Linked DNA regions of Homo sapiens: region 1 is linked to region 2. Evidence: read pairs that join two places in POLR2A ChIA-PET (ENCODE). Cell type or tissue: MCF 10A. All regions are shown on one strand. Links, peaks and the distances in the headings refer to the core of each region. The heading gives the core; the rest is flanking DNA.

Region 1 (16,278 bases), core at 4,791-12,790, 55 kb after region 2:
AGAATATTGATAACAGTCTCTTATATTTTCATAGCTTTTCAGTGTAAAAAGGCTTCTGCATGTTTTAACTCAGTTGGGAAAAAGAAAAAGAGGAAAAAGATAAAATAGATCAGAAGAAAAAAGAGAAGGGAATAGGGGAGGGAGAAGGAAGGGAGAGAATGCAGAGTGCAAAGAGATGAAGTGGAGCAGACACGCAAAAAACAAAGGAATGAACAAACAGGTGTGTGAGTTTGTGTGATCGCCCATGAGCGCATCTACACCTGCAAATCCTCCCAGCACCTCCCATTCAACATGTTCAAAACTGAACTCAGCAGGTTGTAGATAAGGAAGGAAGCTGATGTCCATGGCGGTCTAAGGTGTGACCTTGGGCAGATTCTTCTCAGTCTAGTTTCCTTGATTGTAAAATGAAGATAATACCACGTGCCTTAATGGACTGTGTGAGCTGGCATGGAGCTGACCTATCACAGTGTGCTCTTGCCCATCCTTTTCCCTCCTCCTTGTCTCATGCCAGTAAGTTAAGGGCTAGGTTCTGGCACTCTTCCTCCTTCACAGCACTGCCTCCCGGACAGAGGTCCTGTCCCTCACTAGCACCCAGTGCTTCTGTCCATTTGATGCCACCATTCCATTCCTCTTCCCACTGCCCCAATTCATGGCCAGCCCTCAACACCGCACATCTAATGTCCTGTGGGAGCCTCCTAGTAGTTGGACTTCCTGGCTCCAAGCTCTCCCCACGCCAATCCAGATTCAGGTTCTAAAACAGCACTGGGATCAAGTCACTCTAATTTTTTAAAAAACTGTTCACTGGCTCCCCAGCATAAAATCTAAACTTCTTCACCTATCATTAAACGCCATCCTCTCTCCCTACTTCCCACTGTCTGTCTCCAACCTATCTTCCTAACCTTAATTCTCCATTGTGCTACCCATCTCTCTCTCTCTTTTTTAAGACGGAGTTTCGCTCTTGTTGCCCAGGCTGGAGTGCAATGGTGCAATCTCGGCTCACTGCAACTTCTGCTTCCCGGGTTCAAGTGATTCTCCTGCCTCAGCCCCCCAAGTAGCTGGGATTACAGGCACGCACCACCATGCCCAGCTAATTTTGTATTCTTGGTAGAGATGCGGTTTCACCATGTTGGCCAGGCTGGTCTTGAACTCCTGACCTCAGATGATCTGCCCGACTCAGCCTCCCAAAGTGCTGACATTACAGGCATGAGCCACCACGCCCGGCCTGTACTTCCCATCTCTTTTGAAACTAAAAAGTCAGTTTCTTATGCACACCCTATGTTTTCCTCATCTTCCTGGGATTCCCTTCCTAAATCCCCACAGTCTATCCCCATCCCTCAAGGCCTATTTCACTTGTTAACTTCCTTCATGAAGCCTAACCTCCTCTTCCTGGACATGTACAGTTGTCCTTTGTTATCATCAGGGGATTGGTTCCAGGACCCTACAGATACCAAAATCCATGGATGCCCAAATCCTTTATATAAAATAATGTAGTATTTGCACATAACCTATGCACATCCTCCCATATAGCTTATCTCTAGATTACTTATAATACCTAATACAATTTAAATGCTATGTAAATAGCTGTTATACTGTATATTTTAAATTTGTTTTATTTATTTTATTCTCAAATAATTTTGATCTTTGGTTGATTGAATTCACATATGCGGAACCCAGGGACATGGAAGGACTATATTCAGTCTCTCTGATCTCTGGATTCTCATAGCACTTTTTCTGCTTCTACTATGTAGCATTTATGTCTTTCCACCTTGTACCATAAATATCTATGTGTTTATGTCTTACTGTGTCCCGAATTGGTAGGTTCTTAGTCTCACTGACTTCAAGAAGGAAGCTGCGGACCCTCCTGGTGAGTATTACACTTCTTAAAAGCAGCATGTCTGGAGTTTGTTCTGATGGTCGGATGTGCTCCGAGTTTCTTCCTTCTGGTGGGTTCCTGGTGTCGCTGGCTTCAGGAGTGAAGCTGCAGACCTTCGTGGTGAGTGTTACAGCTTATAAAGGCAGTGTGGACCCAAAAAGTGAGCAGCAACAAGATTTATTGCAAAGAGCAAAAGAACAAAGCTTCTACAGCTGGAAAAAGACCAGAACAGATCGCCGCTGCTGGCTCGGGCAGCCTGCTTTTATTCTCTTATCTGGCACCACCCACATCCTGCTGACTGGTCCATTTTACAGAGAGCCGATTGGTCTGTTTTACCGAGAGCTGATTGGTCCGTTTTGACAGGGTGGGGATTGGTGCGTTTACAATCCCTGAGATAGACACAAAAGTTCTCCAAGTCCCCACTAGATTAGCTAGACACAGAGTGCTGATTGGTGCATTTACAAACTTTGAGCTAGATACAGAGTGCCGATTGATTTACAATCCCTTAGCTAAACATAAAGGTTTCTCCAAGTCCTCGCTAAACTCAGGAGCCCAGCTGGCTTCACCCAGTGGATCCCGCACCCGGGCTGCAGGTGGAGCTGCCTGCCAGTCCCGCGCCTTGTTTCCGCACCCCTCAGCCCTTGGGCGGTGGATGGGACGAAAGGGCGCCGCGGAGCAGGGGGCGGCGCTCGTCGGGGAGGCTGTACAGGAGTCCACGGCGGGTTGGGGGAGGCTCAGGCATGGCGGGCTGCAGGTCCCGAGCCCTGCCCCGCGGGGAGGCAGCTAAGGCCCGGCGAAATAATCGAGCCAGCGTCGGTGGGCCGGCACTGCTGGGGGACCCGACGCACCCTCCGCAACTGCTGGCCCGGGTGCTAAGCCCCTCACTGTCTCCCGGGCCGGCCGGCCGTTCCGAGTGCGGGGCCCGCGAAGCCCACGCCCACCCAGAACTCGCGCTGGCCCGCAAGCGCCGCGCGCAGTCCCGGTTCCCGCCCGTGCCTCTCCTTCCACACCTCCCTGCAAGCTGAGGGAGCCGGCTCAGGCCTCAGCCAGCTCAGAAAGGGGCTCCCACAGTGCAGCAGCGCGCTGAAGGGCTCCTCAAGCGTGGCCAGAGTGGGCGCCGAGGCCGAGGAGGCGCCGAGAGCGAGCAAGGGCTGCGAGGGCTGACAGCACGCTGTCACCTCTCAATCCTGTCTACTGTTCTGCTAGAGAGGCAACCTAAATGCCAGGCCAAGGTGAGGAACAATTATTTGCTCGATCAACTTCCCAGAAGTTTCTATCAATAATTCTTCTGGGTTCAGAGTTCTCAGAAATATTGAAACAAAGTTGGTTTCTAATTCTGTCTAAAGAGATAACATTTTTACTTTGAAGGAGACATCATATTACTCTTCTTACATTCCCACTTATTTCTATACAGGAGGTAACTTCACTAACTGTTCAAATATCCACTCTACTGGTTCCTCCCCAGGTAGAAAAAAAAAAAGATTAATTCTTTAATTTTTATAGTGAGCAGGGCTATTGGCTTCGAAAACAGGAAACCAGGCCTAGCAGGTCGTCTGGTCCGGGCTTCCACATCTATCTGTCTTCTAGGTGAAGAGAGCCCATTGCATCTTCCTTGCCCATGCAATAGAGAGAACTAGGTCTGTCTTGCTTGTGACAGTGTGTGTGACAAACCTTGTGGCCGTTTGCCTTAGTGAATTAACGGCAAACTCAGAGTCTCTGCACTCTACACATTCCTCACCTTGGAGGCTCGTGCCTGTCCCAAGGCCCAGATTCCAGTGCAGAAGTGAGAAGCCCCCAGTTTGGCACCAGTTTCAAGCAGCTTTTCTCTATCCGAAGTTGTACCACAGATTCTCATATTGTAGAGATTATTGGGCACTTGCCAAAGTGTTGATAAAGCTAATATTTTTGTCTTTTTTTGGCTAGCGGTGCTTATGTGTATTATCTAAGAGTCAGAATCCAGAGAGGAAAAGAAGGTGGTTTTACATCCAGAACTGCTGGCTCTGTTGCTGGGTTAGGAGCTTTCTCCATCTTAGTCTGTTCTATATCAAGGCTAACCTTACTTTCATGGATCAGCGAATCTGCAGGCCCTTTCAGTGATTTTTAAAGCCATACACACAAATACTATCTAACAACCCTCAAAGATGGCCTGCCACTAGAAATTTATTCATTTTACAGTTACCAAAGTAGGAGGATGGAGACACCTTCAGTAATATTTGTTTAGGGACCTAGAATTCAAAACTAAAAACTATGTAGTCTAATTTTGTCACAAATAGCTCATACATGTTAGCAAGTTAATTCTGACAAAAGTCAATCTAGGCGGGCTTACTTATATTTCTACTTATCATCTTAAAAATAAAGTTTGAGTTCCAGTTCCACTACCAGTTGTTCTGTGATTTGGATAAGGCCTATTCCTGGGCCTCCATTTCCTCGTCTAGAACAATGGGTGTTTTGATCCAGACCATCACTGACAACCCTCCTGCTCCTATGTCCTTTTCATACTCAGAAGTTAGCATTTGAGCCTACGTTGCCTTCAGGGTGTATTTTGGTGGCTCTGAGGGGTTTGGGGAGAGGCGTAGATCTAGAGGAAAATTTAATGAACATAAAGGGAGAAACTTGCCAGATGCAAAGTGGGAGTTTATTCCAGGAATATTAAATTATCATGAAATACATCCATCTACATTTATTAAGAAAAGGAAGCAAAACTCTTCTTGCCTGAAGCCTTCATTTCTAAAGCATTAACAAATTATTCATTTCCTTCATGAGCTCTTTAGTCCTTGGGGTATTTAACACCAGGAGTTTGACCATATTATGACTCATCCTTATATCACATGATAAAGATGATACTAAATATTGTAAACATATGACAGTGGATATAAGTTATGAATCCTCATTAATTTATTTTGCTTTTAGCTTAATGGCTTAATACTTTGCAGTAAACTTCTTTTTACCCAAAACAGGACTGGTGTGTCTCAGATTTGCAGTATTTTCATGAGTAAATACCACTGACCACATTAAGAAAGCATTCTTCTTTTATGCAGATGTGTGCCAAAGATTATTAAAATGAGAAAGAATTTTACTTTCTCAGCTACTTTAAAAAAATAAGATTTTAAAACAGGCCATATCATTATTTAGCTGTATACTCTATGTTAGTTTTCCGTGACTGCATAACACATTATCACAAACTTAGAGCAACATCCAATTCTTGGCTCACAGTTCTGTAGGTCAGAGTGTGGGCTCTGCTGGATTCTTTACACAGGATCAAACAGGGCCAAAATCAAGGTGTTTGCCTACTGGCTCTTCCCTGGAGGATCTGGGAAGAATCTGCTTTCAAGGTCATTCAGGTTGTTGACAGAATTCTATTCCTGTGGTTGTAGGACTGAAGTCCCATTTCCTTGCTGGCTATTGGTGGGGGGCTGCTCTTTGGTCCTTAAGGTCACTCACATTCCTTGGCAGATGACCCCTTCCTTCTTCGAGCCAGAAATGGTGCATAGAATCCCCTTTGTGCTTTGAATCTCTGACTCCTCTTCTGTTGCTAGCCAAAGAAAACTCTCTGCTCTTAAAAGGTTCATCTACTGGGTCAGGCCCACACAGATAATCTCTGTAACTCAAGGGTAACTGATTTGGGACTTTAATTATATCTGTAAAATACCTTCTCAGCATTAAGACGATTAGTGTTTGACTAACCAGGGACAAGCATCTTGAGGGGACATTTTTATAATTCTATCTATCTGTCATACATGACTAACCAGGGACAAGCATCTTGAGGGGACATTTTTATAATTCTATCTATCTGTCATACACAGTTGTCCCTTGGTATTCATAGGTGATTGGTTTCAGGACCTCCCCGAATAGCAAAATCCACAGATGCTGAAGTCCCTGGTAAAAAATAGTCTAGTATTTGCTTATAATCTATGCACATTCTCCTGTATACTTTAAATCAACTCCAGGTTACTTATAATACTTAATACAATGTAAATGCTATGTAAGTAGTTGTTTTTAGGGAATAATGACAAAGAAAAATGGTCTGTACATGTTTGGTACAGATGCAATATCTTTTTCCAAATTATTTTCTACCTGTGGTTGATTGAATCCATGGATACAGAACTCACGGATATGGAAGGCCAACTGTACTTTAATGCAATTAAGCAAATTATCTAACCTCTTTTTTTTTTTTTTTTTTTTTAAGAATCCTACTCTGACAGCTTTAATGAGTAGACCTACAAAGGGATTATGCTTATGATAACTTTTCTACATCAGCCAACAAAACAAAATAATAAAAACAACAACAAAAACTGTTCACACTGGATCTATAAGATGCCAAAGCACATGAATAAAAAATAGACTTAATCATTATCAGTCTTGTTCACTGCCATTTGCCCAGCTCTTGGAACAGAGCCTGGCCCAAAGTAGGTGCTCATTAAACATAGTGTTTGCTGAATGAATGGATGTACAGCACTAATTACAGCCCTTTAGTTAACTATTCATCAAGTGCTCCCTGCACACAGTGGACTTGTGCTGAGTATAGTGAAGGAAGATTCATTGTGCTGGTTGATTTTATGTGTCAACCCAGCTAGGCTATGGTACCCAGTTGTTTGGTCAAACACTAGTCTATATGTTGCTGTGAAGGTATTTTTTAGATGTGATAACACTTAGATAAGTAAAGTTTGAGTTAAGCAGATTGCCCTCCATAATGTGGGTGGGTCTCATCCAATCAATTGAAGATTTTAAGAGAAAAGACTCAAAGCGGGTGGATCACTTGAGGTCAGGAGTTCAAGACCAGCCTGGCCAACATGGCAAAACCCTGTCTATACTAAAAAAAAACAAAAACAAAAATGAGCCGGGTGTGGTGGCACATGTCTGTAGTCCCAGCTACTCAGAAGGGTGAGGCAGGAGAATCACTTGAACCCAGGAGGCAGAGGTTGCAATGAGCCAAGATTGCACCACTGCACTCCAGCCTGGGTGACAAAGCGAGACTGTCTCAAAAAATAAATTAAAAAAAAAAAAAAGAAAAAAGACTGAGGTTCCCTGAGGAAGAAGAAATTCTGCCTTCAGATTTCTTTCAGACTCAAAACTGCAATATCAACCCTTCCATGGGTCTGTGGTATTCTGGGAACAGGGAAAAGAACAGCCCAACTAAAGAATCCCAAAGGTAGAGAAACATGCTGTTATGGAACCTGGAGCTAGGTTGCAGAGAGCCCTGATAAGCATAGAACATAGGCTGCAAAAGCCTTAAAGATTCATCTTTTAAATAAACAGCATTAAGTACTTCTCTTTCTTGGGCAGGCTAGAGTTCCTATCATCTTGCCCAGGCCTCTCATCTTGTAACAAGAAGCTGAGACCCAGGGCGAGTGTCCTTGGGTCACAGGGGAAATCTTTGCAGGAGAATGCAATCTTCTACTGCCTCAGCCAGCACTCTGGCTACCACATTTTCCTGCTTCCTGCGTCTCCAAACTCATCTGCCCGCTCCCGCGTTGCTTACTGCAACTCAACCACACTGGTTCTCTTGCTGCTCCTCAAATGCTCTAAGTTTGTTCCCACTTCAGAACCATTACACTTGTTCCCTCTGCCCAAAAGCCAAAAGGACCTTGCCTTGGGTTTTCACACACTGGAGCTTCTTGTCTCTGATCTCAGCTCAGCTGTTGTCTTCTCAGAAAAGTCTTCCCTGACCACAGGCTTGAATGGTGCCTCATCCACATCTGTCCCATTGCCCTGATTTACTTTACTTTTTTTTTTTTTTGAAATTTTTTTTGAGACAGGGTCCCACTCTGTCGCCCAGGCTGGAGTGCAGTGGCACAATCTCAGCTCACTGCAGCCTCCCTTTCCCGGCTTCCTGGGTTCAAGTGATTTTCATGCCTCAGTCTCCTGAGTAGCTGGGACTATAGGCATGTGCCACCACGCCCGGCTAATTTTTGTGTTTTTAGTAGAAACGGGGTTTTGCCATGTTGGCCAGGCTGGTCTTGAATTCCTGAGCTCAAGCAATCCACCTGCCTCGGACTCCCAAAGTGCTGGGACTACAGGTGTGAGCCCCGCATCCAGGCTACTTTCTCTATTGTACTAATCAATGTCTAGAATTACTATTATTTACCTCTCTATTGTTTGTTTCCCCAAATAGAATATAAATTCCCTGAGAGTAGAATTTGTTCCCTAATGTGATTTGCTCATTGCTTTAACCCCAGCACCTTGAATAATGTACATATTAGGTACTCTATAATTATGAATCGAATTAATGAGTGTTGAATACAGATCTCAGCTCTTGCAAAGTGGTTTAAAGGGGAAAAGAGATCAAGAGAAGCAAAGAGGCATTTTAATGAGGTAAGCGGAGAAGCCGCCAGCAATCACCTCTGGTCCCACAGCAATGCCCTTTCCCTTCTTCCATTTTTTTTTCAAAGCAGATGCCTCTAGATGGAATTGTTAAGGTCACAGTTCTTGCTGGATAAAAATCACAAATCGTGCTGACTTCAGCTCACCATTAAAATTCCCCACAATGCCAGTTTCAAAACAAAGTGCTCTCCGAAAGATGAAACCTTATGTGTTCCTCCCTTAACGTTCCCCTCTTAACCGCGCATCATATGAAGCCTGTCAGCTTCCCTGGACTCACTGTGCTTTATCACTAATCCTTCACTTTTCCCTTTCTGCCTCAAAGGAGGATGCTCCCCGCTTCTCTTACTGAACCAAACATGGATTTGCTTATGCTGTGCAGTAAAGCTAAACATCCACCCTGAGGTTTTGCAGCAAAAGAAAGGAGGATGTTTATTTGCAGGGCCCCAAACAAGGAGAATCTGGCAGTTTACACTTCAGACCTGACCTACTTGATGGCTTACAAGCAAGGCTTTTTGTTGTTGTTGTTTTGTTGTTGTTTGTTTGTTTGTTTGTTTTGAGACAGGGTCTCACTCTGTCATCCACGTTCAGCGTGTGCAGTAGTGTGATCTCAGCTCACTGCAACCTCCACCTCCCAGGCTCAAGCGATTCTCCTGCCTCAGCCTCCAGAGTAGCTGGGATTACAGGCATGCACCACTATCGCCCGACTAATTTTGTATTTTTAGTAGAAATGGAAACCGGTTTCACCATGTTGTTCAGGCTGGTCTTGAACTCCTGGGCTTAAGCGACCCTCCCACCTTGGCCTCCCGAAGTGCTGGGATTACAGGTATGAGCCACCGTGCCCAGCCTCAAGCAAGGTTTTTTCAAAGGCTGAGATAAATTTCAGGAAATCAGAAATCACAAGCAAAATGGTAAATCAATACATGGAGGTTATATATTGGTTTGGCCTAAAAAGGTGGTATATCTCGAATTGGGGCTTTACAGGTCACAGGTGGATTCAAAGACTCTCTGGTTTGCAATTCACTAAGGAAGCAAAGCTTTGTCTAAACATTTGGGGTTGGAAGAAAAGAATGTTAAGATCTAGCATGTGGGCATGACTTTCTCCAGGGCCCTCAGGAAGAAATTTAGAACAAAGAATGATAGAGTTCAGTCCTCAGTTCTCCCGTTTGAGGTCTACATGCCAGCAGACAGTATTTTCCATTTGGTGGGGTGCGGGGGAAGGTAGGGGCGGGTCCAGGTTTCTGAAAAACAACTCAGGGACGAGGTATGTTAAGATGTTATCTTTAGTTTCTCTAGAGAACCAAACATCCTGTGACTCTAACTTTCTTGGCTATTGTTTTAAGCTATTAGATTACTCATTTATTTCTCAAGGCTAGCTAGGTGCCTGGAATTTCCCTTGAAGAAACTCAAGATTTTCCTTTATTCCCATGCTTGGGTTGGGGGTGGGAAGGCAGGATCCTAAAAGGGGTCCCTGCTCTGTCTCACTTCCATTTCAGGATTTTCTTCTTTACTTGTTCTCTGAACCCCTTCCCAACTGATCTTCCTCCTGCCTCAGATCCACATTTCACATTGCCACCCAAGGATCTTCAATAACCACTTATATGAATATTGCTCTCTTACTCGGATACCTTCACTGGCTCCTCAAACTCACATTATTGAGCATGGTACTCAAGGCCCTCCCCAAGGACAAAGACCAGCTTACCCTCTTCACCCTTATTTCTACGTGCCCTAGCATTAAACTGACGTCAAAGCATATAGGATATAACTAACTACCTGCAATTTTAATGCAATGGAGCTGTTGGCTTGTAGCTATGACAGGAAAAGACATTTGACCACAGGGTATGCAGGGTATCTGGTGCAAAGGCATTCTGGCAGAGCAAACCCAACACATCAGTTTTACTGTTTCCCATGACTTGCGAATCCACCCTGGAGAGGATTTGAATCAGTTGACTTCTTCCTCTAAAACCTTCCTAGCTGCATGGCTGTTTGTGTGTGTGTGACTGCATTATTGAGTACACAAGCCTTTTGAATCAGGGATCTCAGATTTTAGAACTGTCAATTATTTCACATCATCCTAAACCTCTCTTCCCTTCCATTAGCGTGGATAATTGGAAGCTGATGAGGGTTAGCATTACACAAGGAGATAAATTCATTCAACAAACATTCAGCAAACACTCATTAAGTACCTAATGTATGCCACCTTGAGATACAGTGTAGAAGAGGACACAACCATGTAAGCATCATTACTTCAGAAGAAGAAATGCTATAATAAAGGTATGTTCAATATTAGGTGTACTGAGGGAACATAGAGACAGTGCTTCTCTAACAATCTAAAGAGGACAGGGAAGGCTTTGGGGAGAAGGTGACAAGACGTGGAGGATGTGAATCTGAGGCAAGGATAGAAGGAGAAGTAAATTTGCCAGACTTCACCCCCATACCATCAGTATAATTTGAGAAATATTTTTAAACATCATGACTGTACAGATTTTTTTAGTGGCATTATTTGGGCCATACTGAGTGATTGCTGCATGCATTTCTACTCCTTTGACCTACTTTTTCATAAGTGTCAACAGAGGCTTGCAAACAACCACTAAAATAGTGTTCACAATGTATCAGGACGGAGTTTTGAATTAGAGGCGTCCATGCTGTGCTGAAGCTGGTGGTCTTGTGAGCAGAAACACTTTGCTAAGGTTGTAAGAGAGAAGCGAAGGAAGCATAGCAGGGCAAGAGGAGGAAAGAGACAGAGCAAGCCTAAAGCTAAAGAGTTGTGAGGGGTGGAGCCCGGGTCATTCAGGGATTTTTTTAAAGTGGGTTGCTCACAATGTTTCTGGAAGAGCGTACAACTTAGCGGACAGAACCCATATGACTTGTAAATTACAAGGCAGTCATTACATAGCCAAGCTACAGGAAGGGCGCCTTCTGTTAGAGTGGCTACGTAACTCTCGATTTCAAAATGCCTATTGGTTCATTTGCAGGACTCGGCAAAAAATAAGCACAAGAGTACATCAAACTTAGCATTTTGGATCAAGCCAATTTTGTTGCCAAAGGACACTTCATGAGATCAGTAGTAGCTGCCTCTATGTTGATCATCTAAAGTCATAGAGGTACCATATTCTCAACTTCTTCCTATGAATTTCAGTTTTTAAATTACTGAGTCAAAAGCAGTAAGCATTTAAATCACTTTTGATAACTAGCCTATATAGTGTTTATCAAAAGAGCTGTATTAATTTACTGTACCACCAACAGGGTACATGTATACCAGATTCACCACGATCTGTCATACATTTAGCAAAAGTAAGTTAGTGAGTTAACAATTTATGATTTAGTATATTTACAACTGTGTCCGGAATTGATGGGTTCTTGGTCTCACAGACTTCAAGAATGAAGCCGTGGACCCTCGCGGTGAGTGTTACAGCTCTTAAGGTGGCGCGTCTGGAGTCTGTCCCTTCTGATGTTCAGATGTGTTCGGAGTTTCTTCCTTCTGGTGGGTTCAGTGGTCTTGCTGGCTCAGAAGTGAAGCTGCAGACCTTTGCGGTGAGTGTTACAGCTCTTAAGGCAGGGTGTCTGGAGTTGTTCGTTCCTCCTGGTGGGTTCGTGGTCTCGCTGGGTTCAGGAGTGAAGCTGCAGATCTTCGCGATGAGTGTTACAGCTCATAAAAGCAACGTGGACCCAAAGAGTGAGCAGTAGCAAGATTTATTGCAAAGGGCAAAAGAACACAGCTTCCACAGTGTGGAAGGGGACCCCAGCGGGTTGCCAATGCTGGCTCGGTCAGCCTGCTTTTATTCTCTTATCTGGCCCCACCCACATCCTGCTGATTGGTAGAGCTGAGTGGCCTGTTTTGTCAGGCTGCTGACTGGTGCTTTTACAATCCCTGAGCTAGATACAAAGGTTCTCCACCTCCCCATCAGATTAGTTAGATACAGAGTTTTGACACACACGTTCTCCAGGGCCCCACCAGAGCAGCTAGATACAGAGTATTGATTGGTGCACTCACAAACCTTGAGCTAAACACAGGGTGCTGATTGGTGTATTTACAATCCCTGAGCTAGATATAAAGACTCTCCACGTCCCCACCAGACTCAGGAGCCCAGCTGGCTTCACCTAGTGGATCCCGCACCGGGGCTGCAGGTGGACTGCCTGCCAGTCCTGCGCCGTGCGCTCGCATTCCTCAGCCCTTGGGTGGTCGATGGGACTGGGCACCGTGGAGCAGGGGTTGGTGCTCGTCGGGGAGGCTGGGGCCGCACAGGAGCCCATGGAGTGGGTGGGAGGCTCAGGCATGGTGGGCTGCAGGTCCCAAGCCCTGCCCCACGGGAAGGCAGCTAAGGCCCGGTAAGAAATCGAGCACAGCGCTGGTGGGCCGGCACTGCTGGGGGACTCAGTACACCCTCCGCAGCCACTGGCCCGGATGCTAAGTCCCGCATTGCCCGGGGCCAGCAAGGCTGGCTGGCTGCTCCGAGTGTGGAGCCCACCAAGCCCACGCCCACCCGGAACTCCAGCTGGCCTGCAAGCGCCGCACGCAGCCCGGGTTCCCGCTCGTGCCTCTCCCTCCACACCTCCCTGCAAGCTGAGGGAGTGGGCTCCAGCCTTGGCCAGCCCAGAAAGGGGCTCCCACAGTGCAGTGGGGGGGCTGAAGGGCTCCTCAAATGCCGCCAAAGTGGGAGCCCAGGCAGGGGAGGTGCCGAGAGCAAGCGAGGGCTCTGAGGACTGCCAGCACGCTGTCACCTCTCAAAACAGTACCTTAACAATGGTTTAACGTGCATTCAACAAACATCCAGGAAACAATTATTAAGCACTTAATGTACTTTGATTACTGGAGTTATCTTTTTAGGCTGGCCCAAAGCCACTAGAAAGGTCCATTTGAATCAGGCATCATTGCTGATTTGATGATTTCTCCCTTTCCTTCATCCGCCATAGGAATCAACATATATATATATGTGTGTGTATGTATACATATGTATATATACAGTCATTGAGTTCTTTTGACTCTCTCTTTCAAAGGTCTCTTACATCTATCTATCCTACTATTTTTATTCCTGCTACCATCAGCATAGTTCATAGTGCAGAAAGCTTAAGTCTGTGCTACTGAAAATGTCTTCACAGGTCTCTCTGCCTTCAGTCTTCCCCATGGTAATAATCACAACTCATTTACTGAGCAACTACTATGAGCCAAGCTGACTGCTGGGTGTTTCATAGACATTACCTCCCACAACAACCCCATGGGGCAGATATTAACTCCACTTTACAGATGAGGAAACTGAGACACAGAAAATTAAGATAATCACTGAATTTACCCAACAGTAAGTGGAAGAGCAGATATTTTAACCTGAGTCTGAGTCCAAAACCTGTGTCCTCAATGAAACATTTCTCGAATCAGTCCTCTAACCCATTCTAAACATTCCTGTACTTGTTAAGTCATTGCCTCTTAACTTCAAACCCCTCCTATGATACCCAGCTTTGTGATGCTCAGCTGGGACTCTGCAAAACAGTCCGCTTTGCCAGTTAGCTCTGTGTTGGGCTCTGCCAATAGGGGGTGCTAGAGGAAGAGCTCAAGGCTGGAGGAGGGAGGACAAAGTCCTCAAAGCAGCCCAACTACCTGCTTCCCGTGGACTTCCTGTGAGCATCACTTCTGTGGAACTTCATCCCAACAGCAGCAGTTCTGTCCCACAGTAGCAGCTAAAATGCAGTTTGCCATTTTCCCAACACTTACAGAATGAGTTTTATCACATCCCCCTCAAAGATGCCAGCATTAGCCAGCAGGTGCCCCTTTTCCGAGATGCGGGTCCCAGCCCCACTTAGGCCCTCCTCCCAAACAGTATCTCCTCTTCAAGTCTGAGCTTTGGCTTCTCAGAGCTGCTCCTCTTCAGCTTCCAGGGTTTAGTCATTCTAATATCTTCCTTTTGTTCCCTCAGCCGTAGGGGTGGTAGTGTTTTGATGCTAACTTCATAATATCTTAGAGTTCCTTTTTACCTGTTCAAGTATCTAGTTAACACATTTATACCTCATTAGCAATTCTGGAGGAGCTGTTGCCAGAAGGAACTTACTCCAGAAAGCAAGTGAACCTGAGTGATGCAAGGAGTGAAACATATTGGATACTGTGTTGTTCCCCCAAGTCCCCTCTTTTGGGCCACAGCACCCATCTTCCAGTTGCTGGGGGTATCTACAGCTGCATCCCCTGGGTTTCATGGAACTGCCTCACCCAAGGCTACAGCCCCTGTCAGCAGTGTCTCATGGCCAATGACCTGCTGAATGAGGGCATATAAAGGCCAACCCCCTTGCCTTAATCTGGGCTCCAGGATTCCTGTGGGATCAGCAGAAGCCTCAGGAGCTACCTCATTGTGAGTCACTTTCTCCCTCTGCCCAATCTTCCTGCTTTCCTCACTTATTTCCATGTGTTTCTCCCCAGAGTATTCCCAATAAACCTTCTGCAGGTAACTGTCTATCTCAGTCTTTTTCCAAGTATTTCTGGTACGCTAACCTTAATTAGTGATATCCAACATCACAAATTAGTGATGTCTGTAGAGATTTCGATGGGCACTATGATTGAACTTGGAGTGGTGGAGAGCAAATACCAAGAAGAAAACTATTGCTACAGGAACAGTTGATAAATCCCATCTCCATAAACCCAAAGCAAAATAACAACAATATAGAACTATCATTCCTGAAAAATAGCCTAATGCAGGAAGGGTGTGGTAGTCACATCCTGGTAGCATTTTCAGGATATTTTTGTTGTTCTGTGTTTTCAACTACTTTTTAGCTTTAACAAGTCAAATTGCCTTGCTACCCCGAGGCCGCTTCAGAATACATATGCTGCATTGGTACTTGAAATCTGCATATCTTATTTTTGTTTTCCACTGCCTGTAATTCTATAAATAAAAGGGAAAATAATGTATGAAATTTCAACTTATCTGCAATTCATATTATATAAAACATTAACTTTTGGGAAGAAGGAATTGATTTAAATTATTAAAACCCTAAAAATGCTAATACACAAAACAGTCATCTCTCATAACATTATGTATTCTAAGAAGTTGCTACTTGAGTTTTTCAAAGGCTTACTCATGAACTAATTTTCTCAGTCTGCAAACAAATTTAAGTGTTCATAAATGCCATTAAAATTATATCCTGCAGTTTTGAAACAATATTCAATTCATTTTTAATGAAAGAAAATATATATAAAGGAGATAAAATATTCTTCAATTAGTGTTATGGTTTATACTTCAGGCAAAGAATAAAGCCTCCCTGAAATATTTCAAGAAAATTGACTATTTTTGGTTTATTTTTAATATCATTATAAGCCATAACTACATTTTGTTTTAGGGAGATAAACATTTATCACAACCAAATGTATGCCTACCAGAAGTTTGATTATCTGAATAAACTCGAGTTGAGGAATATTTAATATGTCACTTAAAGTTAATACCTAGGAAGAAGTCTCAATTAAATCCCAGGTATAGAGGTGAGTCCTCATGTTTTATTTGGCCTGATATGATATTGCTGGGTCTTTCTTAAGGCCTTAAGATAGTGCTGTGAAAATGTCATTTGTATATTTTTATGATACCTGCATTTTGTTTGGATGTATTTTATATGTTCTTATTTATACCGTAGCTTATACTTCCTGACAGTTTTTCATTTTAAATTGGATCATAAATATCCTTCACTTAATAGTTTCTTGATTTTCCTCTTTGCCATTTCTTCAGATTTTATCTTCAAAATAACCTCTCATTTTCTTGACTTCCTGGATAGCACAGAGAAGAAGACACATTCTTCTCTGAACAAGGGGGAGGAAGGAAGGAATTACAATAAGAAGCCTAGGTAGAGGAAGAGTGGGCAGTGAGATACTTTTCCTGCTATCAAATGTCTTCTCTAACATTTAGAAAGGTGTGGAAAGGCCGCTAGTTTAAAGACTAACAAACTAGGAAGGCTGACCACATATTAGCAGAGTTTAATATTTTAACCAACTGAATATTAAATTTATACACAAACACAAGATTAAATACATACTCGTTAATATGCTACCTAGCAACTAGGGCTAGCTATTTAACCAGTACATATAGGTAACTGTAACTGAGTCCTTGAACTGTGGTTAA
Region 2 (16,278 bases), core at 4,870-12,869:
AGAACATTTCCATTACCTCCAAAAATTTTTCTTATCCTTTTGCAGTCAGTTCCCCACCCTTGGCATCAGGCAGCCACTGACCCGCCTTCTGTCACTGTAGATTAGTTTTGCCTGTTCTAGAAATTCATATAAATTGAATCATACAGTATGACTCCTTTTGTGTCTAGCTATTTTTGCTTCTCATGTTTTTCTAATTTATTTGTGTTGTGCATGTATTAGTCACTTACTACTTTTTAGTTGCTGGAATAGCATTCCATTGTCTGAATATAGCTGGGTGACTTTTTACTCATTATTTTAATGCCTATTTTTCTTATAGCCTTATTTTTTTTTTATACCTTCTGGTATTATATATCATTCCAGGTATTTTAACTGATCAGTTTTACTGAGATAAAAATTCATTGACTTACACTTAGGAGTTTGTTTTGTTTGTTTCTATTTTTCTTTGCTTTTTTGGATTTTTAAAAATGAAAATTTTTTTATCATTATAAAAATAATATATATTTACTGTAAACATTTAAGAGGGTAATATAGTTACCCTCTATCCCTGCTACCCAGAGATAAACACCTTTAGCATTGTATATAACCTTTCAGACTACATTTTTATGATTATATATGAGTATGTATATATATTTATGTGTATCTGTATAATGGCCTTATACATTTCCGTAACTTCCTACATCTGTGACTGTGGATTCACATTAGCTTCTTAATTACATAGTATTCCATTGTAAAAATATGATTGTACCCCATTGATAGACCCTTTTTCCCCCAGTTATTTCTTATAATCAGTGCTGCTTTGAACATCCTCTCATGTACATCTTAGTGTACTATGTCTGGTTACTATTTTAGAATAAGTTCCTAGAACTAGAAGTGGGTATATTAATTCGAAATCTCCAGAGAAACAGAACCGGTAGGATATGTGTGTATATGAGAAAGAGATCTGGCTCACGCCTGTAATCCCAACACTTTGGGAGGCTGAGGCAGGCAGATCGATTGAGCTTAGGAGTTTGAGACCAGCCTGGCCAACATGGCGAAACCCCATCTCTACAGAAAAATACAAAAATTAGCCAGGCATGGTGGTGCATGCCTGTAGTTTCAGCTACTCGGGAGCCTGAGGTGGAAAAATCACTTGAGCCCAAGAGGTGGAGGTTGCAGTGAGCCAAGATGACACCACTGCACTGCAGCCTGGGTGACAGAGCCAGACCCTGTCTCAATATATAAATAAATAAATAAACGCTCATCCAAAAATACCCTCGCAGAAACATCCAAAATAATGTTTGGCCAGATATCTGGGCACTGTGTCCCAGCCAAATTGAGACATAAAACCCACCATCATGCATCATGTGTTGATGATTAGGCTTAATTTTGAAATCTATGTTTTCTACCTGAATTTACCTAAATATAAATAGTATCAATGAACGCTATTGTTGGTATAGCCTAAGGAAATAAATTTTGTCAACAGAAGTATAATTTGTGAGTAAATAATTTTATAAAATGTTTCTCAAAACTGCAGATGTAGCTTTATCTGCTGACCCTGAGGGAAAAGAAGATGGGGAAGAGCCACCGGGCACATCACAAACATCCCCCGAAGAGTTCACAGATGCAAAACACGAGTCACTGTTCAGCCTGGAAACCAATTTTCTGGAAGAGGAAAGTGGAGACAACTCTTCTTTGAAAGCCTCTCAAGGTCATAGCACAGTGTGTGTTATTTGAATTCACCAGGTGCTTAGTATGGAATTTGTGTACTAATACACATTGAATCTATTATTGGAACAAACAGCAATAAAAACAGTTTAGTGGCTAGATCTAGAGCTGGGAAAAATAATTCTAAAAGGTATTTTGTGTTTCTCAGTGTTTAGGGGTTGGACGGGACATTTAGGAGAACAAACAAGAATGATGGTAGGGAAGGCCAGCTTCCCAGGCCTCACATTTTCATTATTGGAGTCAGGGGAAGATTTCTGATTTTCTCCCCAAGTAGGGAAAGAGAAAGAAAAAGAGGAAAAAATACTTCCTCTACCCCTCACTTGCTGTTCCTTTTTGGAGCAGTAATTTTTCAGATTTGCAAGACCCAGGGGTGGCTAATCTGAGTGGTCTTTATTACCAGGGAGACCCTCAAAAGCCAAAAAGCCCTACCCTGTGTCTCCTGCCTCCCACAGACTCTTGACCACTCCTGTGACCAAATGGCAGTCACGTGGTCAAGACGTGCCTATGGCGGGCTTTGATGGGTTCCTGCTGTCTCAAGTCCAGTTTCTCAGCCAGTGTCTGGGTGGGCAAGTCAGGTTGGTCTCGTTCTGTATCCTGATTGCCTTCATTGATCTCATTGCCATTCTTCAACCCAGCTTTACCTTTAATGAAACAGAAATTTTAATCCTCATTTGACTCATTTAGTTCTGTTGGTTATTTTGCAGGAGAAGAAGTGACAGGTAGAATTTGTAGATTTTAGTACAAACTCCATTCTGAACCATTAAAACTTAGAAACTTTGGAGGAAACATTAGGAAGCTTGACTGTCCCATAATTTCTGTGGTTGTTTTGCTCATACAGATATATTAGCATCTAGAATTCTTATGTCCTGTTGTTCACTCTTAGATATTTAATACAAGATGCATTTCATTTGAAATTTTACTGTTTGGATGCTTGGATGGGTCATTTAACTTTGTTCTGTTTCTTATGAGTGGGACTGGGAGAGAAGGTTGGGTGGCTAGCTCAGAATACTAAAGATTACTTGGAGTGCAGATGCTATCATGTGGATCATTTGTTCAATTCAGTGGAGTATTGGTCATATCTGTGTGTCCCAGTGCAAGATCAATCAGACATGGAACCTGTTCTTAGAGACCTTGCAGTCTGCTAGATAAGACATGTATATATGTATATGTGTTGGAATGGGTGGGTTGGGCAGAGTAGGAGACTTGAGAAAGTGATGACTCTAGGGAACAAGGTGAGCCAACGTTGTGCCTAACACAGTAAGCCTGGGAAGTATTTATTGTGATTCAGTGGGTAACATTAAATTGATAACATTTGGATATGCAAAAATGAAGTGAAGGAGAGGCTGGAATTTTTAGTTGAAGGAAGGAAAAGCACAGAGGCAGAAGAATTTGAGGGCCATATAGTCCAGAAATGATAACGGAGATGCAGGTTGGAGGTATATCCTAAAGTGCTCTGAATTCCAGGCTGAGAAGTTTCTTCAAAAGTTTTCAAGCTGGGAAGTAATATAATTAGAGAAATGTTTTAGGAAAATGAACCTTTCAGAAGTTTTTAAGCTCTGGACTTGGCCAGAGGGTGGGGAAAGTCAATGGAGAAAAGGATGAGTTAACACAATGAAGATCAACATGTCTTTCACAGGGGAAGACCACAAAACCCCTCTGTAGTTGCATAGTGTGCTGACATTTTTTATTTCTGAATTAGATCCATTTCTTCAACATGTGAACAAAGAACTGAAAGAAAAAGCAATTCAGGCTGTTGCCACAAATCCCAAAACTACCCACGAGCTTAAAGTAAGTGTTGCTTGGTCATCCCGGTCACAAATAGAGAAAGCTCTAAATAAAACAGTGGTCTTGGGTTTTAGTGGCCTCCCAGAATGTATGATATACACCTGCAGTAGATGGCTTGATAGGGAAGCAGGGCATAAGGAAGGCTAGAAGAGCCTAGTGGGGCACAGTTGTAGCTAGAAAACGCACCAGGAAGCTGGAGTGTGGGTGCCAGATAATATAATGATGGGTAAGAGTGGATTTGGAGACCAACATCTTCAAGGAGCTATCACATTTTGACCCAAGGCAAGTTCATCTGCTTTTTTGCTATTCACTATTCTAGTCTGCTAGAGGGGGATAATAATACCTATCTCAAAATAGAATAGTTTACTAATACATAGTGTTCAGTAAAACAGTGTTCATTAAAACAGTAGGTACTACTGTTGTTCATTTGTTTGAAATATCTGAGGTAGGTCCACAAATAAATTATCCAGATATTGGGCAGTTTTTGCTTCTTTGTTCTTACCACTGATGCCATTCATGAGAGTTGGTCATCCTTTTTTTAATTGAAATTTTTATTGAGGGAATAATTATAGATATACATGCAGTTGTAAGAAATCATACAAAGACATCTTGTACCCTTTGCCCAGTTTTCCTCAGTGGTGAAATCTTGTAGAACTGTAGTATAATGTCACAGCCAGGAAACTGACATTGATATAATCTACCAGTCTTACTCAGATCTGGTTTTACTCCTGTTCAACTGCATATGCCTGTGCCTATATTTATATACAATTTTATCATGCATAGGTTCCTGTATCTACTCCTGCCATCAAGATGCAGAACATTTCCAGCAAAATACAAATCCTTGTTGCCCTTTTATAACCATATCTGCCTCCCTCTGCACCCTGCCCCACCCCCATTTCTAACCCCTGGTAACCACTAATCTGGTCTCCATTTCTATAATTTTGTCATTTTAAAAATGTTAAATGACTCATACAGCATGTAACCTTTTGAGATTGTTTTTTTTTCACTCAGCATGATTCCCTGGAGAGTCATCCAAGTTATTTCAGCTATCAGTAATTTATTTCTTTTTATTGCTGAGGTTGTCCTATTTTTAGATCAGCAATTTAGCTATAATGCAAAAATTCTTAAACTTGTATCCCACAAAATAGAAAATAGTATTCCTTAGGATTTAAACAAAATGGACAGATTTCTTGTCATAGAACTTGTCAACACCTTTAGTATCGAGTGTACATTGTCAATCTCCCTCAGAGGAATTAAGTTTTGTGATGTTTATCAAGGGTATTTGACCATGGAACCCCTTTGTTTCTAGAATGAATGTTGACTCTTCCCAGAATATATTCCACAGAACAGTGTGGGACAACTGATAGGGTGAAGAGCTCAGATTTGAAGTCAGAAACCTTGGGGTCTAGCCCTCAGCTCCATTTTCTTCTGTGTAAACTTTGTATCATACAACCTCTGTATGAACCTCAGTGCTTCCTAAACTATAACATGAGTATCATGGTAACTACCTTGCAGGGCTGTTGTGAGGATTAAATGAGATGATCTATAAATCATGAAAAAATTCGCTAAATATAGTACTATGTGAATGTAATTTACTGTTATTCATTTCTAATTTGGCTCTTGATCTGTTTCTCCCCTAGTGGCCTATTCTGGGCCAGCTTTTCTTTTCCTCTAAGTTTCAGAAGTTGGAAACATTTAAACCCCCAAAGGATATTGACTTAAAGTCACTTCATCTCCAGAAGCCTCTGGAATCCACCTGGACTAAGACCAACAGCCAGTTCCTATCTGGTCCCCAAAAATCAAGCAGCCCATTCACCCCCCTCCAGAAAGAACTCTTCTTAATTATGAATTCTTACCGGGACCTGTTCTACCCGGAAAGGACTGCTCTGAAGAACGGGGAAGAGATCCGCCATGTGTATTGCCTGCATGTGATAAATCACATCCTCAAAGCCAATGCCCAGGTGCTTGGCAACAATAGCAGACGCCGAAGCCAGAAGTTTGGAGTGGGTGATGATGATGACTTCAGAGACCAAGGGTTAACAAGGCCCAAGGTGAGTCCAGCAGGAAAGCTTTGCTCTCGAGGAGGTGGCTGCAAGGCACTGCCATAGAGGTGCCTGACACTTAGCAGGAACTTGGGTATTTTAATAATTGACTGGCATAATGAATGAGCCCAAATGTGAGCATATTAAGTAGGCCAGGTAGTGTCAGAGCAGCACTGCAGCAGCTTAGTGGGCTGTTTCTGACAGTGGATGTAGCTGGAAACTTGCGAGAAGGAGGCACTTCATGACACTTTCCTTAAAGATAAACCCAGAGTATATAAATAAAACTCCATTATAAATCTCTTCTTTGTGGTTGTCAAAGCTGGATGGGACCTTAATGAGCCTTTTATCCAATCCCTCCATATTACAGCTGTGGACAACCCCAAATTCGTAGAAATTCATAGAGGGCCTTGCTAAAGAGAACCAGGGAAAGAATAGCAGAGATGAGACAAGAACCATAGATTCTCTTCACTAAGCCACATACATACGTCAGCCTTTGAAAGCAAAAATTTACATTTGCCACTGTAAAGTTATTGCTGCTTAAAGTGATGCGTTTGTATTCATAAGTCTAAGCTCTAGTGGATTTGAGGCCTTAACAGGAAATGGCTTTCAATTTTATCTACATTATTCATGATGTTATAGAACCAGGACTTGTCCCCCTGCCCTGAACTGCATCTCTCCGTATTGAAGAAGCCTCATCTTTTTAGAATTTTCTCATTGAGTTTAATAGGATTCTAGAAATTTGATACTAATGTGGCCTTTAGAGATTTCTTAGTCAAACTCCCTTGTGTAATAGCGGGGGAAACCAAAGCCCCGACGCTTACTGTCACCGCTGGAACAATAACCCAGTCCTCTTAAATCTTGGTCCACCATCTCTGCAACTGTACCAAGCTGAGTCCACTGCACTCCTTGGGGCTTGAACATCAGGGTTATAAGGTTGTTTCCATTTAGAATTACATAGAAGAATAAGAGGCAGATTATCTATGAAACATATTATAATTTGGTGAATTACGTGATTTAACTGGGGTTATGTCCATTGTTTACAATAGGAAATTAGAAATTAACCATTTTTTAAGCATCTTCGGTTTTTATTCTCAACAGTAACTTTAAATATTTTTGAATATGCTTAGAAAGCTGAGTCCTGTTTTTCCCATTAATTGTGGTCATTTTTTTTTAGAAATGCTTTATTGTCATTTCTGAAACACTGTATAGAGAATGCACTAGAAATGTAATGATGTGTTAATCCTTTTTCTTACCCGCTTTATTTCTTCTCTACTTGTTCCATTTATTTATTCGACATGTATTTATTCACTGTGTCTTTAGGATAAAAATATTGCACTAATTCTGTGGGAGACACAGAAATCTTTCCCTCAAAGAGCTCATGTGTTTATGTCCTTGAGTTTTTACTGGTAGACGTATCTGTTAGAGGCATTGGCTTATTGTAAAAGGTATTTCCAAATTCTGCTTGAGAAATGTCTCACGTGGACTGATGGGTCTGAAGTCCGCAGGTCATGGTGCTGGGGTTATGAAAGGTGCTCAGTTTCTGGTGTTGAGCCAAGCCCTGCGCAAAGCGGGTAACATAGGTATGTTTCTTGGCTGGGGGCCACTGCTCTACATGGAGCTTTTTAGCTCCACTTCCTCAGCAGTTTCACCTCAAGATCCTGTTCCTTCCTCTTACCCCACTAAGGCTGCTGTTGCTGTCTGCACAGGTACTGATAGTGGTGCCATTCCGGGAAGCTGCTTTGCGGGTGGTGCAGCTCTTCATCAGCCTCCTCGAGGGTGACAGCAAGAAGAAAATCATTGTGAGCAACAAAAAGAGGTTTCAGGGAGAATATGGATCAGATCCCGAGGAGAGACCACCCAACTTGAAGAGGCCTGAGGATTATGAAGCCGTATTTGTGGGCAATATTGATGACCACTTCAGGATTGGTAATTCTTCCTTATCAACTTTGAGACCTAAAGTGTGAAGGTCTACATAGCTGGAGACCAGAAGCTGGAATTAGATATTTTCCCAGTGGATCACTCACTGTGCCTCTTTAACAGAACCAGTGTGCCTTTGAGACATGTTGTTTGCCATGGGAGAGTCTTGCCTTGGCTAATGGGGTGGACATTAGGCCAGTGGAGTCGGGAGGATCTCTGAGGCCATATATGAAAGGCACATGTACATTTATAACAGAAATTTATAGCAAGTTTATAACAGAAGTGTGAAAGCACACCCATAGCTGGTAGCAGATAGATGCTACAAGGGGTTCTCTAGGATGTTGGAAGTGATGGGGCTGATGGGGTCATTCTGGGGAGGCTGAATAAAATGACTGTCTCTACATAAAGGTGGACTTTCTCCTGTGTGCTACATAGATGCCTACCCTGAATAATCTCCACACATGACTTCCACCCAAATTTTCACATTTTTGCTTGTCTCTCATTCAGCTCCCATTGACTTTGGTTGGTTATACCTTTTATAGAGTAAAGTTCTTGGGGAAATGTTCATTAGTCACATATGCTCATTCACAAATACTTATTGAGTATCTACAGTGTGCCAGGCACTGTTAAGAAGCTGGGAATCTACAGATAAATATAGAAATAAAAGTTATAGTTCCCATTGCTAAGGAAATCCAGCCTACGACAGAGCAGGCAGTGCAGGATATGTGTGCAACGGTTGTTCTCGGAGCATTTAAAGCAAACCCCCTTACCCAAAATGGGGGCAGGGTGGTTAGGGAAGATGTCGTGGTGGAGGTGTCATCTGTACTAGGTGGAAACCTGTGTAGGATTCAGCCAGTTTCAAAGGGAGGTGGCTGAGTGGAGGAAAACATTTCAGACAGGAAACTGCCTGTTGCAGAGGCATCAGGGTGACTAAGCTTGGAATGACCTATGATTCACACAGGCTTCGGTATGGTGGAATGTAAGGCATAAGGAGACAAGAGCTCGTGTTTTGTTTGGAACATATATAGCTGTCCAGGAAGCAGTTGGTATATTGTTCTGGAGCTCAGGAAAAAGATATGGGCTGGAAATACACATTTGTGTGAAGGTGACATTAAAGCCATGATCAGTGAGTCAGTTAACCCAAAGCTTTATGCAGCACGAGAGCAGAGCTGACAAGTGAATCCACCAGTTTGCAGAAGAGTTATTTGGATCTGGAAGGACAGACAAGGGCCAGGTCAGTGATAGAAGCAAAAGTGAGAGTTGAAGTCATGGAAACTATTAGCAAGGAAAAGAGCATTGCAAGGCAGCTGTTAGTACATTCTGTGCCGTTTGTACTTTCCTCATAAGAAGCTCTCAAAAGTGTTCATCCTGTTGGTGACTGAGGACTGTGGGGACCTTAGCAAGAGTCATTTCTCTGGAGTCCTGAGAATCAGAGGCCGGATTGCAGTGGAGTGAGAAGTGAAGGAGAGATTTGAAAGTAGAGAGAATTCTCTGGAGCAGTTTGATAGTGACGGAAAGGAAGAGAAGGTAGAAGCTAGAAGGGACTATAGATGCAAGGGAGAGATTTCTCTTGTTCTTATGTTTTAATAATTAAAGCAGTTGAGCACAGTTACATGCTAAGAGGAACAAAAGAGATGTGGAAGCAATAGAAGTGGTGGACTGCTTTGAGAGGGTGGAAGGTAATGGCTTGGTAGTGACTAATGAATTGGTGTGTACTTGGCTGTTTTGTGTAGGAGTGGCAATACTTCAGAGAAGCATCCGACTCTATGCCCCGTTTTACTCCTCGGATATCCTCATTGCTTCCCCCCTGGGCTTGAGGACCATCATTGGTGGAGAAGGAGAGAAGAAGAGAGATTTTGACTTTCTGTCTTCTATCGAGCTTCTCATCATTGATCAAGCTGACATTTACCTGATGCAGAACTGGGAGCATGTCCTGGTAATGCTGGCCATTCACATTCAGTGGGACAGTATTCATATTTAGAGGGATAAGACACCCAGTGGTTTAAGTCCTAAAGAATTATTTAAGTCCAGATTAGAACTCTTGTTTGGAAGCAAGGACACACACTCCACATTTTCTAATTTGAAAAAGTCTTTTGTCCCCTTTTCTACCCAGAGATTGTCCATAATTAAACTGTCTACAGATTAAAATTCCTGTCAGTCATTTTCAAATCTCCAGAAAAGATTTCTTTCCCTTAAAATTTCTTTCTACTAACTTTAGGGTGGGTGGATGGGTGGATGGGATAGGTTGATGGATGGATGGGTCCTCACCAGGAACATCTTTACCTAACATAATCCCACATGTGGTTTTTGCTTATGCTGTTTTGTTTGGTCTTTGGTGAAGATGGGAATACCCTGCTCAAGATTTTTTAAGGTGGGATCTTGTTTTGTAGAGAAATATAGGATGTCTTTATTACCCGATGTAATTTGTACTGTAATTTTTTTCTCCTTCTCCACACACTCTGCAGTGTTATCAGTTTTAGGACTGAAAAACTGCTTTGGAACAATCCTTATTTAGGAACTATAGGTTTATTTTTCTAAGGCATATGGGAACTCACCCCTTCTACAACCCCATGTCTTGAAGCTTGCAGGAAGTTTGGGACAAATGAAGGGTAGAACTTACTTCTAAAGTAGGAAATAAATTTATTGTACTCATTACCCTTCAATATCTATTACAAGGTAAAAATATAATTAAAATGGAAAAGGCATTTGGCATAGTCGAGTTATATTCTTAGATTTGAGGAAAAGACAGGGTGACACTGCAACTATTCCTAATGTTTTGAGAACCAGGTAATTGAGGGACAGCAGCTCTGTTTTCCATGGCATTTCCCTTCTTGTCCAAGTCTGGGACTTAGGGACCCATAGAGAGACCAGTGTGGCATTTCAGAAGTTCATTTTAAAGGAACATTCCTGTAGGTACCATTTTGATCATTTGTTAAAATTCCAGGAGGGCCAGTTTTAGCTTATCTCCTCATTGGGGATGTTTGGCTGACCATGGGCAAGTCACTCACCCATGTGAGCCTCAGTTTTCTTGTTATAATTTAGGAGATGATAGTACATGAGTTGATAGACTCGGAAAATGTTTAGCAATGTCCAACATGTAAATGCTCTCAGTCAACACTAATGGTAATATTATTTCCACTCAAAGCATTTGATGAATCACATGAACCTACTACCCCTGGACTCACATGGGGTAGACTTTTCTCGAGTGCGGATGTGGAGCCTCAATAATTGGTCCAAGTACTATCGCCAGACACTGCTATTTGGGGCCCTTCAGGATGCCCAGATCAACTCAGTGTTCAACAAGTACTGTGTCAACATGCAAGGCCAGGTGGGTTCTCGTCTTGTTTCCTCAGTATCTTCATGAGCACTGTTTATTGTTTGGGTCCTGAGGTAGAAGGAGGCGATAGCTTCTGGTCAAGAAGGGGATGGCTGTCCACCTAACGCTCTTGTTGACTACTGGCAGGTGGCCGTGAGGAATGTCCCAATGACAGGCTCTATCAGTCATGTCCTGGTGCAGCTCCCACATGTCTTCCAGAGGATGGAAGCTGAAAACCTAGCTTCAGTGATTGATGCCAGGTAACCCACTCCTCCCAGCAGGCCCCTGGGGACCACATAGAGAGATTTGACTTGGGCATACAAACCTAGAATTGGATTCCATTTTGCTTTTATTGATAACTACCAAATCAGTTGAGATAATTGAACTTAATTATGTCATTTGTCAGAGGAGGAAACTGAAGCACAGAGAGAAATAGTGACTTTGGCCTAGGTCTCATAACTAGTTAGTAGCAGGGTTATTACTATAAATCAGGACTCTTTCACTCTTGACTGTGGCATTTTAAAATTATACAGCTTTATGCTACAAAGTGTCTCATGTCAGCAAGTTAATTGTAAGCCCCTCAGGGAAAGAACTATTTTTCTAATTGTATAATTTCCCCCTTTTTCTTCATTGTGTTTAGTTAGGGGACCCCAAAGAAGCTTAGTGAGGCTTAGTATATGGTAGATGTTCAGTGATTATTTGTTGACTGTTGGACTGAGTGACTGAGTGACTGACTGACTGACTGAATAGTGTGGTGTGTACTTCCTAGAGTAATTCTCTGGGATATAATGGTATTACATCTGTTTTTTACAATGAATAGTGTTGACACTTATTTTTTTAGTGTGCTTATCAAGTTTTATCCTTACATAATCTCTTTGAGAGGAGGTAAATCATATTGGCCTCTGGGGAGGTAATCTTTTAACACGAGATTGTAATTTGCTCAGGGTCACACAGTTAAGAGACACCATAAGCTTAGCTCTAGACATTAATTTTGCCCTTTGCCATTCCAAATCAGGTTTAACTTTTTTGTGAACAAGATTTTGCCACAGTATCGTGATGCAGTCATGTCTCACACGCTCATCTATATCCCCTCCTACTTTGACTTCGTGCGTCTTCGAAATTACTTCAAGAAGGAGGAATTGAATTTTACCCACATCTGCGAGTACACGCAGAAGTCTGGTGTCTCCAGGGCCAGACACTTCTTCCTTCAAGGAGAGAAACAGTTTCTACTTTTCACAGAGCGCTTCCATTTCTACAAAAGGTAAAGTGGTGCCAGGTTTCAAGCCTCCTCTCTGAAGGGGAGGTGCAGGACAAATCATGGCCTGCTCTGAATGCATGGCAGGCTTCGTGGTGTTGAGATCATCCCTCACTCTCGCACTCTTACAAAGTAGCCAGAGAGTTTTTGGTTTGGACAGACTCTTCTTGGTTGGTTAGTTGGTTTTCTCCCAAAATGGGCATTGCTGAAGAAGGATGTAGAAACCAAAGCATACCCTGTCTATAGACCTGGCATGTAGCTGTGGTTATACACTGCAAGAAGGACATTACAGGACAACTCAAATGAATACAAGGAAGGGGAGGGACCTTCCCTGTATTCACTTGAGTTGTCCCTGTCTAGACTTTTTCCCTCTGTTTGCCCTCAGTGCACAGACAAAAGCATTGAGAACTGTGTTTTCTGGGGAGATGGAGGCTGAGTACAGTGTCAGTTTCCAGACAGTTGCGGTGTTCCTGAGGTATGCACAGATACTCCCTACCAAGGAGAACTAGGACCGTGGGCTCCTTGACATTTGCAGGAGGTAAAAGGGTAAGGGCTTCAAGTTGAATGTTGAAGGGTTTCAGCGTTTGCTTAGATTTCCTACCAGGTGACTTTGACAAAATAAGTTGATTGGTCTTCATGTTATTTTTTTAAAAACTCAGGCCAGGTGCAGTGGCTCACACCTGTAATCCCAGCACTTTGGGAGGCCAAGGCAGGCGAATCACCTGTGGTCAGGAGTTCAAGACCATCCCGGCTAACATGGTGAAACCCCGTTTCTACTAAAAATATAAAAAATTAGTTGAGCGTGGTGGTGTGTGCCTATAATCCCAGCTACTCGGGAGGCTGAGGCAGGAGAATAGCTTGAACCCGGGAGGCAGAGGTTGCAGTTAGCTGAGATCGTGCCATTGCACTCCAGCTTGGGCAACAAGAGCGAAACTCCATCTCAAAAAAAAAAAAAAAAAAAAAAACCAACTCTAATTAGAGGGTTAGTAATACTGAGCCTTCTATTACTGTTTGGGATAGTGGCGGCCCTTCTGGCCCTAGAGCTCATGTATTTTATTGTTTTGCTAAGTCTCTCTCTGTTGATAAATAGAAAAAGCTTTTTTATTTTTTAGATTTTTATTTTCAATTTTCATGGTTGCATAATATGTAAAAGGCTTTTTTTAACCCTTGCCTGTAGAGTTATGTAAATTACATTCTGTTACCTCATCCTGATTTCACAATAATGTCCAGTGGATTTAAGTTCTGACTTTACTGTTTTATTAACTCACAATGGGTGCATTTTCTCAGAGAATCCTAAACAGATACGCCAGAAATCTCCCAAGCTTTGGAGCACATTAGATGATGCACTTTGGCATTGCATTACCTTTTAGTTTATGCTAAAACGATTAGGATGGTGCTCCCCAGATAACGTCCTTGTTCCCAGGATGGGGAGGGAGGCGTCCCAGCAGCTTGCCTAGGCATAGCAAAGCTGGCATGGCATGACCTCTTAGAGAGTTGAGGATTGATTAAATTTGTGTTTCCCAGGCTCCATTCTTGGCTACCCAGAGAAGGCTGCTTGGCCAAAGAGTGTTAATGAATGCCTGCTTGTTGCCCTCATTATTTGCTCTGTTCCAGTAAGTTGTCGTTTCCATTCATGTTGGAAAGTATTTGGGGAAGTTGCACTCATCAGGTCTTAAAAGCTCTTAGCTTTCTATCATCTTGACAAATGAAAGCAAGCCCTTTAAGTGAAGTGGATGGATTGGAAAACTTCCCAGTGTGATTGTCTATGGCAACTGTGAATTAAGCTGGGATGGGAATTAAGCTCTTTAATATCTCAGCAGCTTTTCAAGGACAGGGCATGGAGCCCTTTGTAAGCAGGACAGTCTCCTGTATTACACTGTCTATTTACCAAGCCATGTTGCCCTCAAAGTCACGATAAGGACAAATCTCAGCATATGCCATTTGCTTTATGCCCTGGGCCAGGTTAATTGGTGTTTCTTTTGTAGAAGATGAATGAAAATAATGTGCTTTAGAGTTCTGCAACAGCTAATTATCTCAAGGTTTCCAGCTATAGAATTTTTTGCTCGAGAGATCACCAAGGTGATGATGGATGTTTTGGTGTGCAGTGCCTTTGTGATTTTTTTTTTTTTAATTTGACCTTAGAATAAGTACTTTTTTTTTCTTTTTCTTTTTCTTTTTTTTTTTTTAAGACAGTCTCACTTTGTTGCTCAGGCTGGAGTGCAGTGGTGTGATCTCGGCCCGCTGCAGCGTCTGCCTCTTGGGTTCAAGCAATTCTCGTGACTCAGCCTCCTGAGTAGCTGGGATTACAGAATTGCATCACCACGCCTGGCTGATTTTTGTATTTTTAGTAGACGAGGTTTTGCCATGTTGGCCAGGCTGGTCTTGAACTCCTGGCCTCATGTGATCTGCGCACTTCAGCCTCCCAAGAAGTGTTGGGGTTACAGGCATGAGCCACCGTGCCCGGCCAGAAAATGTACATGTATTTTATATTGTAGTATCTGACTCTGTTTTTATATTCTCTATGACAGCTGGCAATGTTAGGAAGATTAGAATTCATTTTTGAGTTAGCAAAAATTTTTTAACCTGAAGATTTGTTTTATGTGGGGAAGATTAAACTAGCAGAATCTTAGAATTGGATGAACATTTGGTCATGATTGCCCTCCCAGTGATGGGTCACAGCTCTTTTCCAGTGCGTTATCAGTGGGTTTCCACAGCAGGGAGGATCTCAACCAGGAGGCAAGTCAGAAACTGGAGGTGGGATTTGTGGAGTTTGGAAAGGCTGCTGGGAATTTCTGATTACTCCCTTCCCCTACAGGAGAATCCCAGTTCTAGAAGTAGTAGACTTGGTCTTTATGGACCGTAGGAAGGAGCCAGTCTTTCAAGTTCATTGTGGTTGCCTCATTTGTCTTTAACAGTGGCTCGTGAAATAGACATGTGGAAGGTACTGTAAGGGTGATTAGGCTGTGTTTGTAGGAGTCACTGAAAACAAAGCATATATAAGGGAGGAGGAAGGCAGGGTAAGGGGTGCTCAAGCTATGGAGACTTGCCACTAACTGCCCCTTGGAAGAGGCCCTGGCCATGTTCTCTGTTGCCAGGAGATACTCAGTCTCTATTGTGGTTGCATTGGGACTGAGACAGATTTTCATGTGTGTGTGTTTAATATAACACTTAACAGTTTTATTGTTTTGTTTTTCCTGATTGTGAGGGTATTTCACAGTTATTGTAGAGATATTGGAAATTTTAGGTTAAAAATCTCACTGCCCTGATATAAATACTCTTTTTGGTAATTTTTTTCCATCTTTTTTATGTGAAAAATGTGTGCACATGCACACGTGCACACACACACGTGTTTTTTTAAAAAACAATACTAAAATTAGGATCTTTTTTTGTTTTAAGGATTTTTTTTTCCTTTGTCTTAGATGTTTTATGTGCTCATTTAAAAAAATTCAAAGACTAACATTTTGGCCTGTATATTTGTATATTGTGGATTTTTGTGTATATTTTTAAGTTACTATATATAGCTCTACGACATCCTCTCTTCCCCCAGGTTTTTATTTGAAAAGATTTCATTGTGAAAGAAAATTGTTAAGAGACTAACAATAAACATCTGTTTATTTATAAATGCTTTTACCCCAAATTCCACCAGCTGTTCTCATTTTATCACATTTGCACATACCCATCTTCTCTCTATCCCCACTCACATCTCTTATTTTTTCTTCCTGAACCATTTGAAAGTAAAGTAGCGTGAGTCTTCATTGACACTTCACCCCTAAATATTTTAGCATGTAGCTCCTAAAAACAAAAACATTCTTTTATCTAACCATAGCACCATTATCATGCTACCTGATGTTACTACAGTAATATCATCTGATATCTAGTCTATATTCAGATTTTGCTAGTTGTCACCAAAATGACCATTATAGCTCTTTCCCCTCCGGCCAAAAAGGATTCAGTAAGGATCATATATAGCATTTGGTTAACTTACTGCTTTTGTTTCTTTAATCTAGTTTAGTTCTCAATTGGGGAACAATTTTGCTCCCTCAGGGACATTTGGCAATATCTGGAGACATTTTTGGTTATCACAACTGGAGGATTATTCTGGTGGTTCCAGTGGGTTGAGACCAGTGATGCTGTGAAACACCTTCGTTCACAGGACAGCCCCCAACCACAAAGAATTATCTGTCTCAAAATGTCAGCAGTGTTAACACTGAGAAACCCTCATCCAGAATAACTCTCTTGCTTTTTTACTTTTTCATGAC

Evidence for each region. ChIA-PET counts read pairs that join two places held together with the same protein. Peaks named below come from ENCODE experiments on the same cell type or tissue, not always from the same donor. Only the 100,000 strongest peaks of a DNase experiment are listed, where the experiment ranks them.
Region 1: POLR2A ChIA-PET joins it to region 2 with 14 read pairs; 2 of 35 experiments call an interaction of 5 or more read pairs at or near these places.

Annotation. Positions count from the first base shown.
Region 1 is chr1:209,886,448-209,902,725 of GRCh38, forward strand. No RefSeq gene overlaps it. Among named protein-coding and RNA genes, the nearest start is that of SYT14, 44 kb to the right of the region's middle. RefSeq lists enhancers at 8,948-10,147, 12,045-12,572. In MCF 10A, for the core only: no CTCF peak of the experiment used is centred there; a DNase peak (open chromatin) is centred at 9,494.
Region 2 is chr1:209,831,672-209,847,949 of GRCh38, forward strand. UTP25 (UTP25 small subunit processome component) reads left to right here. Exons shown (of 12, transcript NM_014388.7): 4 at 1,514-1,687; 5 at 3,404-3,492; 6 at 5,130-5,540; 7 at 7,238-7,457; 8 at 9,182-9,384; 9 at 10,594-10,776; 10 at 10,912-11,024; 11 at 11,780-12,025. Among named protein-coding and RNA genes, the nearest start is that of UTP25, 12 kb to the left of the region's middle. RefSeq lists an enhancer at 8,133-8,427. In MCF 10A, for the core only: no CTCF peak of the experiment used is centred there; DNase peaks (open chromatin) are centred at 7,080 and 8,390.